Linked DNA regions of Homo sapiens: all the other regions are linked to region 2. A link is a contact called in ENCODE Hi-C or POLR2A ChIA-PET data. All regions are on one chromosome and are shown on one strand. The core of a region is the stretch at or near the end of the contact, and the rest is flanking DNA. Distances in the headings are between cores, read along the strand shown. Region 1 holds the start of LINC01260 (long intergenic non-protein coding RNA 1260). Region 2 holds the start of TOMM34 (translocase of outer mitochondrial membrane 34). Region 3 holds the start of SERINC3 (serine incorporator 3). Region 4 holds the start of PKIG (cAMP-dependent protein kinase inhibitor gamma). Region 5 holds the start of TTPAL (alpha tocopherol transfer protein like).

Region 1 (2,700 bases), core at 178-2,677, 290 kb before region 2:
ATCCACAAAAGAAGTGAAAATAGCCTTAACTGATGACCTTTCACCATTGTGATTTGTTTCTGCCCCACCCTAACTGATCAATGTACTTTATAATCTCCCCCCACTTAAGAAAGTTCTTTGTAATCTCCCCCACCCTTAAGAAAGTTCTTTGTAATTCTCCCCACCCTTGAGAATGTACTTTGTGAGATCCACCCGCTGCCCACAAAACATTGCTCCTAACTCCACTGCCTATCCCAAAACCTGTAAGAACTAATGATAATCCCACCACCCTTTGCTGACTCTCTTTTCGGACTCAGCCCGCCTGCATCCAGGTGAAATAAACAGCCTTGTTGCTCACACAAAGCCTGTTTGGTGGTCTCTTCACACAGATGCGTGTGACATTTGGTGCTGAAGACCCGGGTCAGAGGGACTCCTTCGGGAGACCAGTCCCCTGTCCTCACCCTCACTCCGTGAAGAGATCCACTTACGACCTCGGGTCCTCAGATCAACCAGCCCAAGGAACATCTCACCAATTTCAAATTGGGTAAGTGGTCTTTTCACTCTCTTCTCCAGCCTCTCTTGCTACCCTTCAATCTCTCTGTCCTTCCAATTCCAGTTCTTTTTCCTCTCCAGTAGAGACAAAGGAGACACATTTTATCCGTGAACCCAAAACTCCAGGGCCGGTCACAGACTCAGGAAGACAGTCTTCCCTTGCCATTTAATCACTGCGGGGACGCCTGCCTGATTATTCACCCACATTCCATTGGTGTCCGATCACCGCAGGGACGCCTGCTTTGGTCATTCACCCACATTCCCTTGGTGGCAAGTCAATTGCGGGGACGCCTGCTTTGGCTGCTCACCCACATTGCAGCCCAGGGCTGCTCCCCACCCCCTTCTCCATATCTCTACCCTTCTCTTTAAACTTGCCTCCTTCACTATGGGCAAACTTCCACCCTCCATTCCTCCTTCTTCTCCCTTAGCCTATGTTCTCAAGAACTTAAAACCTCTTCAACTCTCACCTGACCTAAAATCTAAGCATCTTATTTTCTTCTGCAACACCACTTGGCCCCAATACAAACTAACAATGGTTCTAAATGGCCAGAAAATGGCACTTTTCATTTCTCCGTCCTACAAGACCTAGATAATTTTTGTTGAAAAATGGGCAAATGGTCTGAGGTGTCTTACGTCCAGGCATTTTTCACACTTCGTTCCCTCCCTAGTCTCTGTTCCCAATGCGACTCGTCCCAAATCCTCCTTCTTTCCCTCCCACCTGTCCCTTCAGTCCCAACCCCAAGCGTCGCTGAGTCTTGTGAATCTTCCTTTTCTACTGAACCATCTGACGTCTCACCTTCTTCCCAGACTGCTCCTCCTCAGCTCGCTCCCCACCAGGCTGAATCAGCCTCCAACTCTTCTTCAGCCTCTGCTCCCACATCCTATAACCCTTCTATTACCCGCCCTCCCCACACCCAGTCTGGTTTTCAGTTTCGTTCTGCGGCTAGCTCTCCCCCACCTGCCCAACAATTTCCTCTTAGAGAGGTGGCTGGAGCTGAAGGCATAGTCAGGGTACATGTGCCTTTTTCTCTATCAGACCTTTCCCAAATCAGCCAGCATTTAGGCTCTTTCTCATCAGACCCCACTAAATATATACAGGAATCCCGATATCTAACTCTGTCCTACAGTTTAACCTGGAGTGACTGAAATGTCATCCTGACTTCTACCCTCTCCCCAGATGAACGGGAAAGAGTTTTTTCTCTAGCCCAATCTCACGCTGATAACCGCCGGCTTCATGAACCTGACCTCCAGGAAGGCAGTAGAGCAGTTCCCCGAGAGGACCCCCAATGGAACTATCAGGCAGATTCCCCAGGTATGGCTAGGCGAGATTACATGGTTTCCTGCCTAGTTGAAGGGCTTAAAAAGGCAGCTTACAAAGCTGTTAATTATGACAAACTTAGAGAAACTACCCAAGGTAAAGACGAAAACCCAGCTCAGTTCATGGCCCGCTCGGCAGCAACCCTTACACACTTTACCGCCCTAGACCCAGAGGGGCCAGAAGGCCGCCTTATTCTTAATATGCATTTTATCACCCAGCTCCTGACATTAGAAAAAAGCTTTAAAAATTGGAATCCGGCCCTCAAACCCCACAACACGAATTAATCAACCTCCCCTTCAAAGTGTACAATAATACAGAGGAGGTAGCCAGGCAGCAACGCATTTCTGAGTTACAGCTGCTCGCCTCCGCTGTAAGACAGCCCACAACCACGTCTCCAGCATACAAGAACTTCAGAACATCCAAGCCACAGCTCCCAGGGGCTCCTTCAAAACATCCTCGTGGACCTTGCTTCAAATGCTAAAAGCCTGGCCACTGGGCCTCAGAATGCCCGCAGCCCGGGATTCCTCCTAAGCCGTGCCCTGTCTGTGCGGGCCCCCGCTGGAGGTCGGACTGTCCGACTCACATCACTGCCACTCCTAAAGCCCCTGGAGCCCAAACCCTATGTTCCTTGGCCGACTCCTTCCCAGATCTCCTCGGCTTAGCAGCTGAAGACTGACGTAGCCCGATCGCCTCAGAAGCCTCCTGGACCATCACAGACGCTGAGCTTCGGGTAACTCTTAAAGTGGAGGGTAAGTCCATCCCGTTTAATCGATATGGGGGCTACCCACTCCACATTATCTTCTTTTCAAGGGCCTGTTTCCCTCGCCCCCATAACTGTTGTGGGTATTGAT
Region 2 (2,700 bases), core at 1-2,500:
GATCGTGTCTAAAATGTCTAGCACATGGTAAATCACTCAAGAGATGCTAGCCAAGAAAAGGAAAAAAAGGAAGGCGGCAAAGGGAAATAGGTACTGAACGGTGACTCACAGAAACCAGGATCCAAGGCTCCTTTCAAAAGTCAAGGCTTTAACCAATGAGGGTTTCTGATTAAGTCACCCTGGAGAAGGGGCTTTGGGCAAAGGTCTGCGGTATGCTGACGAAAGCTGGACGCTGGGAGAACTGGTAAGAATATGCTATTCTTCTGTTTCAAACTCTCCAGTAGCTTCCCATCCAGCAGCTTTCATGCCAAGCTTCCAGTTTGGCATGAAATCCGAACTCCTTAGCAGAGTTTACAACACCTCCACAATAAATAAGGGTCTGCCTTCCTAACTGACCTCATGTCTTCCTATTCCCTGCCCTGGCTCACTATGCTTTGACCCCTGAAACACACCATGTTTATATCGTCTTGGAGGGGGGGCCTTTCTCATTGCAGTTCACTTCAGGACCGAAAACCTTGTGCGCTTGGCTTCTCATCATTTAGACATCACCTCAAATATCACTTCTTTACAGATGTTGCCCTTGATCTCCCACTCCAGTCAACTCTATCACATCACCCTATTTGTCTTCTTCCTAACCCTGATTATCCCACAGGTCTCGTTTACTTACTGACTCGCTTAAGACTCACGTCCTCCCCACCGCCCCCACAAGAATGCGCTGTCCTTGAGAGAAGGGACTTTTTGTGTCTTGTTACACAGGCGGTATATAACAGCTACTCAACAAATACTAACTGAAAAATGAATTGCTGCGGGGGAGGAGGGTTTAGCTTTCTTCTCAGGGCTCAGAACGAGGCCTAAATAACTTAGGATGGGGGCCAACAGGGCAGTTAACAAGCAGGTGGAAAGAAAGGGCCGAGGAAGTTTCTGGTAGGATGCCGGAGTCGGAAGGGGCTGGAAGGGTGGGAGGGCCGGGCAGGACTGCTGGCCGCCGCGCGAGGCCCGGGCGGTGGTTGCGGGAGTTGGAGGAGCAGGCCCGGAGGTGAGATGGGGGCCGGGGTCGTACCTTGCGCCTGCAGCACCCGCAGCGCGCGGCCGTAGAGCGCGGAGGCCTCGGCGTACTGGCCGTTGCGGAAACTCTCATTGCCGGCGGCGCGGAGCTCCTCCACAGAGTCTGGGAATTTGGGGGCCATCCCGTGGCCAGGCCGGCGAGTTGGGAGCTCCTTCCTTCCTCCCCCGTGTGGTGCGGCACACCTTCCGGGCGCAAGCGCCGGCGGCGAATATCTCCGCCCAACAGCGAACCCGCGGCGAGGGGGCGGGGCCTGCGAGACCTGGAGGCCCGGAGCGTCCCGCCCTCTGCGCGTGCTCGGTTTGGAACTTAGGCTCCCTTGCACGCGGGGCGGCAGCATGCTCTGGGCTCCCTGAGTTGCTAGAACGCCGTGGATGACGCAGGGAAGGAGGCTGGCCCCGCTATCAGGGAGATTATGTCCTAGTGGGGTCCCCACAGGCAATTAACTGATAAGCAAACGAAGACTCTCATTTCATGTGATTAGTGCTGTAAGGAAAACAAAACAGGATAATGCAATGGAAAGTGACCACGTGTGGGCTATTTTAAATAAGGGGATGAAGGAAGGCCTTTCTCAGGGGGTAATAGTTGAGCTGAGACCAGACAAGATTTAGGGAATGCTGTTCCAGCCAGAGGGATGGTAAGTGCAAAGGTTCCAAGGCTAGAAAGTACCTGGTACCTAGTGCTCTATAGATATTTATTTAATAAATTAATGCACAGGTGGATTGATGGTGTCAAAGTCAACATATAGAGATGAATCTCTAAAGTTTAAATATTTTATTTGGCAATCAAGAATTGCAATTCAGGGCTTACACACAGACCAGGTTGTCTTTGGTATGTCAGAAGAACAAAGAGAAGGTTTGGAGATTTTTATAAAACAGAAATGTTACATATTGCTCTTCAAGGAAGTTTACAGGCACTAGTAAAGTGGGGGTTTATCAGCTTCTTGGGGAGCTGGCAAGCTTTGATTGGTAAGTGATAGTGGTGGATAAAACTCAGAATTGTAGCAGGCTGTTTCAGTAGCTATTAGATAAAACTGGTTTTAGGTTACAGCAGGCAGTTTTAGCAGCCAGGCTTGCAAAAAATTACTTTTTTGGAGCAATGTTATATGCCCTGAGTATTTGTTCCCCTGGCTTTTCAATTCTGTCTTAGTTGGATATGACAAGAATGACCCAATTCGTATGATCAGCTTTCAGAATGGATGAAGATCTTTCACAGAGTGTGACTTCAATTTATCTCCAGCCTCATCTGACGACTCTATGTCCCACGCATTGCTATCTACACACACTAAATTCTTGCTTCCTAGCCTTTGCTTGTTATCTCCTTCTCCTGGATTTTTTTTTCTAAATACTTTTTCTCCTGCCTAATCCTGAATTAACTTATAACATTCCATTCAAACATCATCTTCTCTGAAAGCCTTTCCTGCTTCCAGCCCCCTCCCCACCCCCCACTATGCTCCCTTTGCTCCCTATTGGTCTCTAGCTTTATCCCTAACTTTGCATTAGTCACCCTTTGATTGCCAGTTTGTAGTTTTCCTTAAACACTGCGAGGTCTTTAATGGCAGGAAGTGGGTCCTTTTTATCTTTGTTTATCCAAGACCCTAATAGGGTCTGGCATCCAATAAAAGTCATTGATTGATA
Region 3 (2,715 bases), core at 201-2,700, 440 kb before region 2:
GGGGGATAGGGGTTGAAAAACTACCTGTTGGATACTGTGTTCACTGTTTGGGCAACGGAATCATTAGAAACCCAAACCTCACGATAAGGCAATATACCCATGTAACAAAACTGCATATGTACCCTCTGAATCTAAAATTAAAAATACATAAATACACAAAATAAAATACTTTTATAATAAACCAGTAAACATGTTTCCTTGAGTTTTGTGACCAAATTAATCAAAGCCAAGGAGGGAGGTCACGGGAACTTTGATTTATAGGTGGCCGGTCAGAAGCACAGGTAAAACAACCTGAGGCTTGCCATTGGCACAGAAAGTGGGCACAGTCTTGTGAGACTGAGCCCTCCACTTGTGTGATTTGATGCTATCTCCAAGTAGAGAGCTTCGGAATTGACTTGTAGGGCACCAAGTTGGCATCCCCTGCAGAGCTGACTGTTTGCCTGATGTTTGGGGGAAAATCCCCACACACCACACATCAGGTGTCAAAAGTGTGTTGTGAGTACAGCAGGAGAAACTGAGTGTGCTTTTTCTACACACTTGGTCAATTAAATCAGCTGGAGAATGAGGAATCAAGGAATCACGCTCCTCTGAAGTGGGTAAATGAGGGAACTCAGCATATTCTTTTATAGGCCCTATAATTTTCTCTTTAAAATGTTTACAGTTTACAAGGTGATTAAACCTTCACTTCACTGTCACAATCGTTCTCGAAGAGAGGAATGCTGGGGTGATTATCCTCGGATAAATGACTTACAGCAGTCCCAAAATATTCAGGCCCTGGTTTCCAATTTTGAATAACAATCCACAAGGGCTTCTTTCCCTTGCACCTGAACTGCAGACAAGCCTCCGCTAAAACCCCAGCTTTGCCACACACTCTGTAGTTTTGGCAAATCCCGTGCTAGGGGATAAAAATATTACTTGAGCCACCTAGAACTAAATGATGGCACCTTAAGAGGTGCTTCGGGAGGAACCGGAGCCCCTCGCTGGGAGCTGTCATTCCTTGGTCCCTCTCCAGCTCCAGAGGAACCTAGTCAGGAAGCCTCGCAGGGCGGAGCCATCCGAATTGTAAACAATGGCGGCCTAGCCTCTTCCGTTCCCCGAGGAACCCGGAGGGCGAGCCGCCTAAGCTGGACCTGAGGGTATCGCGGATTTGCGTCTGGGGCCCCGGAGACCCTCTGTAGCCCAGGGCCTGCTGACATCCCGAGAGCCTCTGGAGCCAAGGCCCGTGCAGCTCTGGTCTCGAGGCCTTTCCCCGCAAACCGCAGGTCCGGCGAGGACTCGGGACCCCGAACTCACCCAGCTGGCGAGGGAGAAGACACCCAGCACAGCCCCCATGGTGACGCCAGTGATGGAGGTGGCCGGTCCTGAGGCTGCTTTCTAACACGGTGGTAACTGCCAGCTGAGGTGACTCCCCAGAAACATGACGGTTTCTCAGGCCGGAAACGCAGCCTTCCACAGACGCACGGATGCGTCACGGCGTGGCCCCGCCCACCGTCCGCGACCGGAGCGGCAGAGGGGGGCGCCTGTCATTGGCTGAGGGGGAAGGTGGGGCTAAACCATCCTGGGGTTGCAGGAACTGTGAAGGTGTCATTCCTTACATCATTTGTATTCATTGTGCAAAGATCTGGAAGTTACAGAAGTGTACAGAGAGGCACAGTACGCTCAGAATTTATTCTCTAGTTAATAGGAGATCTGACAACATAAATGCACCGTGCCCCAATGTAATGAATACGATGAAGTAGTATGGGGGAATAGGCTTTCAATAAAGGTGTATTTAGTGCCTCCTATTGTAAGGGGAAAGTAATTTAGCTGGGCAGTAGTCTTGGAAGGCTTCTCTGAAGGATTTATTTTTTAATCTGCGAACTAAAGGATGAGTCCAAATTAACCTAGAAACGATGGAAATCGTATCCTAAAATGTGGGATGCACCCCATTTGGGAAAAATGAATGGCTCTAAGGGTGCATGAAGGACATTAAGCGATATTAAACAGCAGAGTGAGAACGTCCCATTTCAAACCAACAGGCTAGTTGTTTGAGGCCAGTATGGTATTTAACATTTTTCTAGTATTTATCTCCCTTTCTAACAGAGTAAAGCCTTCATTTTCCAGATCTCTCAAACAGGCAACCATGCCTGCAGTTTTAAAATATTGTTTTGTTTTGAGGTGTGTGTTAGCAATAACCTTTTCATTTCTTCCGAGCAATGCTGATTTCCCATTTAAGCAGTGATGTAAATATTCCTTTCAAAATACATGTCAAATTTGAGAGTTCACTTAAAGAAGAAAATGAAAACATTTTTTACTTACACATATAATAGTTTAGGTGGAATGTGGCAAACAATGATGATGTCCGGACAACAAGGTGTCACACTTCAATATCTTCTCCTGTGGTGTGTTAATCTTCCCTGATAGATAAAACTCTCTGGAAGGGGATTCATAATTGAATTCCTTCTGGATTGTCAGCCTTTAGTCTGATAAGGGAAATTCATGAAAAGCCCCTCTCTCCATGTGCTGTTCCCCAAGCAATCATCATACCAGTGTGGCATATTTGGGGATGTTATTTCCTGGATTCCTTGAAAATGTATTCCAAATTCATCTTTTACAGAAATGGAATGAGGCTCAAAGTTTGCCCAAGGCCATGAAAAGGGCTGATGAAAGAAGAAAGAGAACTACTCACATTTAATAATTCCTACCTCTCTTTTCCCAGATCCCTCTCCTCACCAC
Region 4 (2,700 bases), core at 141-2,640, 380 kb before region 2:
TGTCTTCTTATCCAGGAAGGAGAGATTAATAATGTAGCCTCATAGCACTTATCTGATTCTCCTAAGGATGTTATGAGAATCAAATGAGATTATGTACAACGAGAGCAAACATTTATTCAATACTTAGTATGTACCAAATACTTTCAGTTTCCTTACATGTGTTTTTTAATTCTCACAATCCTAAAACAGAGGCACTAGTATCCCACTTGACAGTTAAAAAAACTGAAGTTCAGAGAAATTAAGTCAGACAGGACTCAGATCCACATCTGTGGCTCCCAAATGATGTTCCTAACCACTATGCATGTCACTCGCTCCCCATTGTACACGAAAGTAGAGAGATGTTCTTTGTCTTTACCATCAAGCACTCTCCAAATGCAAGAAATGATCTCTCGTAACCACTGCTGTTCCATGTTGGTCCCTAAGGACACTTATAGCCTGTTACTTGTTTGTCTTATCTTGTAGTTTATGCTGCTGCTTTTCATGTCCCTAAGGACTTGTTCAGTGAATTCTTTTGGTTTTACTCCCAGAGAATCTGTTCATCTCCTTCATAAAGGGGGTTAAAGGTGCCCAGCTGAGCCTGGCATCTTGGGCAGTGGCCTCTGACTTCTCCAGGGTTCTTCCTTCCCTCAAGCATGTAGTTGGGTAGCTTGTAGTAAAATGCTCTATAATGCATTTGTTTATAAGTTCCCCAGTCACTGATTTTTACTCATTGAATCTCAGAAGTGGAAAGCACCAAAGCCAGCATTTTGTTGATAGGGAAACTGAGGTCCAGAGAGGGATGTGACTTGCTTGAGGTCATTCATTCAGTTGAAGGCCTGACCAAGACTGGAACCCAGTTTCCCAGGGGACACACCAGTGCTGTTTCCAAGCCTTCCCCGGGGGCACACATCACCTCCCCTACATGAAGGACAAACTCATGTACTGTGCCCAGCATGTACCTAGGAGACCTGGGAGAAATGAAACAACTTGGAAAATTGGGCAGGAAGAAAGAGATGGGTGTGGGGTGGGGTGAAGATCTCCACCCTAACTAGTATATTATATACCAAAGAAAGGAATTAAACACACAGGAAAGCAGACAACCCACTAAGAAGCAAAGGAATTTACCCAGGAACCCTGGCTCAGTGAGTGGATAGGAAGCCTTTTGTCACTAAAGCTGCAGGGTTGAAAATTGAAGGAAGGATATTAGGCAAGCGTGGTGGCCTGGGATGCAGTTACAGCCCCCTGGCTCATTGTCCAAAGGAAATGGATCTCTCCTGTGGACAGAGAGGTGGAAACTGAGTGAGTGAGTTGTGTGGTTGACATCATCAGGCTGAGCATTGGATTACAACAAATGGGGACTTACTTGGCCCGAGACATGGGAAACACCCACTAAAACCTCAAAGTGCTTTTCATTTAGGAGACACGGGGAAGAGACAGAGAGGAGGGTAAAGTGAGAATCCTGCCCGCACCACAGGTCTGGACTGCTAACCTTGAATCCTGGTTTCTTAAATTCTGCCTCCGCTTCTGACTGAGGACCACTGGATTTTGAGGAAACTTTGGTCTTGTAAGTAGAACTTTACTCTCCTCCCCTGCCCAACACCCCCAGGGAGAAGCAGAGCTTGGAGGCAGAGCTCTCTGGAGAGCTTGCTTTCCAGCCTGTTGGCCACAAAATGTCTATTTTTATATAATGATATATGTGAGCTTGCTCTGAAAATTATGGCCTTGTCTGAAACTGCCTAAGGCTAGTCGGAGCCTCCAGTCTCACAAATGGGCTCCATTCAGATGCTGTTTCATTTTTACTCAAAGAACTTTGACAGAGTATTCAGAGCTTTAAAAGCAGCTCCTTGCTCCAAATATAGGTGAAGAAATAAATCTTCCCTAAGAAATTCGTGTTTGTAAAACCCTTTCTTTTTTTCTGATTACAAAGGTGGTATAATAATTTTTAAACATTCTAGAAAGAAAAGTCTCCGAAAGTAGTGAAAATTCCCTATTATCTTCCCCCTCAGGAACATGGTTGTTGTGTTAAATTTCAGTTACAGATATGGTCAGACTCCATGAATTTACCACATATAAACCCAGTGCTGCAGCAGCTGTGTGGAAAACTCCAAGATGGAAAGGGGTTGGAAATCTTTAACCTTGGGTTTGCGATCTTTTTATTGCTTCCTTTTAAAAATTTGCTGTTTATGCCTGGAATATAAACAGGACATGTAAGCCTTTAGGCATTTTATTTGTTGGTATCTGTTTTCAGGGTTTGAAACTAAGCAAGCTACTCTGTAGAGAGGGAAAGAGGGGGCCCTTGCTGTACCCAGGTCCCTTACTTGGTGGGTCCCTGAACTGAGGAGGATTCCTAGGTGGCTTGAGATGGCTTGCAGTGTGCTAACAGGGGAGGTGTCCCCTCTTAGCAGGTTAAGTATATTTGAAAAGTTACAGCTAACGGGAAGATTTCAGCTTCAACAAAAAGCTACCATATATTAGAAGGGTCACCCAAGGAAACTGTCACCTTGGGCAAGTGTTTCACACTCTCTGGGTCTTGTTTCTTTATTTGTACCTAATGAGGGGACAAAACTAGATGATCTCTGTATTTCCAAATTCAGTATGAAATGAACTGTCCATATTTCTTTTCCCTTTGTATTGGGCCCTTATGGCTTTAGGAGCAAAGGACCCTAGGTTTTCAGTTTCCCAGAGTAGCTAAAAACGGGTGCCTGTAGGACAGTTAAAAGA
Region 5 (2,700 bases), core at 16-2,515, 480 kb before region 2:
TGCTTCCTCCAAATCCCCAAAAGAATGCAGCCTTGCCAACACCTTGATTTTAGACTTTTGACCTAGAGAACTGCAAGAGAATATATCTGTGTTGTTTCAATCCATGAAGTTTGCAGTAATTCCTTGTAACAGTAACAGGAAAATAATACATAGATTTAGCAAACAAAACAAAATCCAGGATGCCCAGTAGTCATATTTGAATTTCCTATAAACAACAATTTTTAAAGTATAAATGTGTCCCAAATGTTGCATAGGACACACTTATCTGTGTGTATGTGTGTGTGTGTTTGGAAAGGAACATGCTTAAATGTTTATCTGAAATTCAAACTGTAGTGAATGTTATATATTTTGTCTGTCAATCTTAGAAGTGATGAAACTGAGAGCAGGAGTCAAAACTCATGATTCCCAGGTCGCCTCCATACTGCTGCCCCCTGCCCCTCAATCTGGCAGAAACTGCCACGTTCTTGTGGCCCTCATGGGTCACTTCCCATCTTCTTGGGACTCCTCTTGCCCCTGGGGTAGGAAAATGAAAAGACTGTTTAAGGTCGTTTCTTTAGGCTCAGAGTTCTCCTGGACCACCAGAGGTTCTGCCTCAGAGGGACCTAGGAGATTTGCCTCAAAGTTGCAGTTGCACAAAATACTTGCGGGCGGATCTTAATGGACTGGGGTGGGAGTTAGTAAAGCCTTTGTCTGGAGGGAACGTAATGAACCCCAAAGCAGGAAAAAAGTAATTATTGAATCAGGCTCCAGAGCAAGAATCAGGTTTCAGGTAAGGAAACGGAAGCACAAGAAGGAATGGGGACTTGCTCCAGGTCACTCAGTTAATGACAGACAGATGTCCCCTGGTTTGGAGTCTCCCTTTTTGGAGCAGCTAGTCCTGATAGCAGCCATAGTGGGGGGAAGTCTAGAATGCTAATCCTGAGGTCCGGGTTTGAAGCCCTTTACTGCCTTGATTGCCAGTTTCCCTTTCCTGAAATAGGGGAATTGCATAAATATGAGGAGTTAATGAGATCATGGATGTTAAACAACAGGTACATGTTAGCATGTTCTTGGAAAATGGCAGCTTCTTTCCTTCCTTCTCTGAGCCTCAGTTTCCCCATCTATAAGCCGGGTTTGACAAGCGGCTGGTGCCCCAGCTCCTCCCAGCCACTCCAGGTCCGCAGCTCGGAGCTCCGGCAGCCAGGTGGGGACTGAACACCAACGCCGCGGGGAGGCGTCGCACATGCGCGCTCCTAGGCGGAGCCCCGCCTCCCACGCCCTGGATCGTCACTTCCGGCGCGAGAGGCCGGGCAGGCCGGGCAGGGAGTGCGGGTCGGTTCTGCGTGCGCTGCCGGACGAGGCTCCCGCCGCCGATTGACCCGCGCTCCGCCCGTAGTCGGGCCGGTGAGTGCCCGCGAGCCCATCCGTGTGCCCTGGGAGCTGAGGAGAGGGACCCCTGAGAGGGAAGGATAACCGGAAGTGGGGACCAGAGGAGCGAGAGACCCCAGGAAATGGGGACACCTGGGGAGGGGGTGACAGCCGGAAGTGGGGGCCTCGGAAGGTTGTCCACGGGATATGGGGTCTCGGGGGCTCTAGGAGAGATGGCTTCCTGACCTCTCCTTGTTGAGAGGAAGGGGTGGAAAGGAAAGTGATGCTCCAGAAAGGATGGGCTCCAGGTGGGGGAGATCTTTGGCTTCACCGTTACCAATGGTGTCTGCATCTCACTCATATGTCCGCCTGTCAGCTCATTCACCAGCCTGTGACTGAGTCCTGCTGAGCGCTCGGCACTGCTGAGTCCCTGGAGAGTCAACATGAAGCTCCAGGTGGAGGGTACAGATTAGAAGCCCAGGGTGGGGCTAGACGCATCCTTGCTCTGCCTCACCGGGTGTGCCCCCTTGGGCGAATCGCTTAACCTATATCCTCCGCTGATGTGTACAGACCACTGCCATGTGCCCGGCACTGGGGGTGGCAGTGGACATGGCAGACAAGCCCTCTGCCCTCGTGGAACTTAGATTCTAGGGGACAGTCCTTTTTGTCCTCCTTTGTAAAATGGCAACAGTAATAGCGCTCTCACCAAATAACGTGAAGATTAAATGAGGAAATGGGTAAAGGGCTTAGCAATGCTTGATACATGGTAAAATGCTCAAGTATGCATTCTCTTCATTCCACTATAATGTAAGCTTTATTAGGCAAGGAATTGTATTGTTTGCGTCTGTGTTCCCAGTGCCTGTGAGCACAGTGCCTGACATATATGGTAGGTGATCGGTAATTATTTGATAAATGAGTGCGTGGTGAAACTGACTCTAGATAAATGCCCATAGCATTGGACTGTAATTTCTAAAAAAGAAATAGGAACCCAGTTCTGTGGAAAACTGGAGGGAATCACCCTCAGGGAGTTTGGGAAGGATTCACTGAGGTGGTGACATGGCAGCTGAGCCTGAGCTGTCAAGTTAGGAACAAATTAGAAGAGGAAATTCCAGGCAGAGTGTATCAGAAGTGCACGAGTTATTCCAAGGATGATGGGTTATTAGTTTGTTTTGACTGGCATTTAATGTGCATCAAGGTGGGGTGCGATGGAAAATGAGGCTGGAGAGGGGCTTTGAGGTGAGGCTTGTACCTTGTGAACACTGATGTTTGATGGGATTGCAGGCATCTCTTGGTTACTTCCATAGAAACAAAGCCATAGTTGTTCCATTCCTCACTTAGCATACCTGTGCCAAC

The links. A loop is a pair of places that touch in the nucleus more often than their neighbours do. ChIA-PET counts read pairs that join two places held with the same protein, here RNA polymerase II (POLR2A). Pooled maps may share reads with other maps.
Region 1: a pooled map shows a loop between it and region 2 (2.6-fold over the local background). The contact joins the promoter of LINC01260 here to the promoter of TOMM34 in region 2. A Hi-C loop is called at or near these places in 1 of 168 maps with a recorded cell type or tissue (ovary) and 5 of 50 pooled maps. POLR2A ChIA-PET finds 5 or more read pairs at or near these places in 3 of 52 experiments (activated B cell, activated CD4-positive, alpha-beta T cell and activated T-cell).
Region 3: a map of CD4-positive, alpha-beta T cell shows a loop between it and region 2 (5-fold over the local background). The contact joins the promoter of SERINC3 here to the promoter of TOMM34 in region 2. A Hi-C loop is called at or near these places in 4 of 168 maps with a recorded cell type or tissue (B cell, CD4-positive, alpha-beta T cell, naive thymus-derived CD4-positive, alpha-beta T cell and 1 more), 2 of 37 single-sample maps with no recorded cell type and 14 of 50 pooled maps. POLR2A ChIA-PET finds 5 or more read pairs at or near these places in 2 of 52 experiments (WTC11 and activated CD4-positive, alpha-beta T cell).
Region 4: a map of B cell shows a loop between it and region 2 (3-fold over the local background). The contact joins the promoter of PKIG here to the promoter of TOMM34 in region 2. A Hi-C loop is called at or near these places in 2 of 168 maps with a recorded cell type or tissue (B cell and OCI-LY7), 15 of 37 single-sample maps with no recorded cell type and 6 of 50 pooled maps. POLR2A ChIA-PET finds 5 or more read pairs at or near these places in 2 of 52 experiments (GM12878 and activated B cell).
Region 5: a map of CD4-positive, alpha-beta T cell shows a loop between it and region 2 (2.8-fold over the local background). The contact joins the promoter of TTPAL here to the promoter of TOMM34 in region 2. A Hi-C loop is called at or near these places in 2 of 168 maps with a recorded cell type or tissue (CD4-positive, alpha-beta T cell and sigmoid colon), 1 of 37 single-sample maps with no recorded cell type and 7 of 50 pooled maps. POLR2A ChIA-PET finds 5 or more read pairs at or near these places in 1 of 52 experiments (activated CD4-positive, alpha-beta T cell).

Annotation. Positions count from the first base shown.
Region 1 is chr20:44,670,312-44,673,011 of GRCh38, forward strand. LINC01260 (long intergenic non-protein coding RNA 1260) reads right to left here and starts at 1,428. Exons shown (of 5, transcript NR_034104.1): 1 at 1,328-1,428. RefSeq lists enhancers at 167-668, 669-1,168.
Region 2 is chr20:44,959,147-44,961,846 of GRCh38, forward strand. It overlaps TOMM34 (translocase of outer mitochondrial membrane 34), which reads right to left and starts at 1,251. Exons shown (of 7, transcript NM_006809.5): 1 at 1,061-1,251. The coding sequence starts at 1,187. LOC124904912 (a long non-coding RNA gene) reads left to right here. Exons shown (of 2, transcript XR_007067599.1): 2 at 1-391. RefSeq lists enhancers at 180-269, 1,050-1,099, 1,110-1,199 and a silencer at 1,430-1,509.
Region 3 is chr20:44,520,620-44,523,334 of GRCh38, forward strand. It overlaps SERINC3 (serine incorporator 3), which reads right to left and starts at 1,451. Exons shown (of 10, transcript NM_006811.4): 1 at 1,294-1,451. The coding sequence starts at 1,332. RefSeq lists enhancers at 662-1,214, 1,133-1,442, 1,349-1,643.
Region 4 is chr20:44,581,189-44,583,888 of GRCh38, forward strand. It overlaps PKIG (cAMP-dependent protein kinase inhibitor gamma), which reads left to right and starts at 1,391. Exons shown (of 4, transcript NM_001281445.2): 1 at 1,391-1,543.
Region 5 is chr20:44,474,609-44,477,308 of GRCh38, forward strand. It overlaps TTPAL (alpha tocopherol transfer protein like), which reads left to right and starts at 1,266. Exons shown (of 5, transcript NM_001039199.3): 1 at 1,266-1,383. RefSeq lists an enhancer at 1,062-1,151 and a silencer at 1,242-1,371.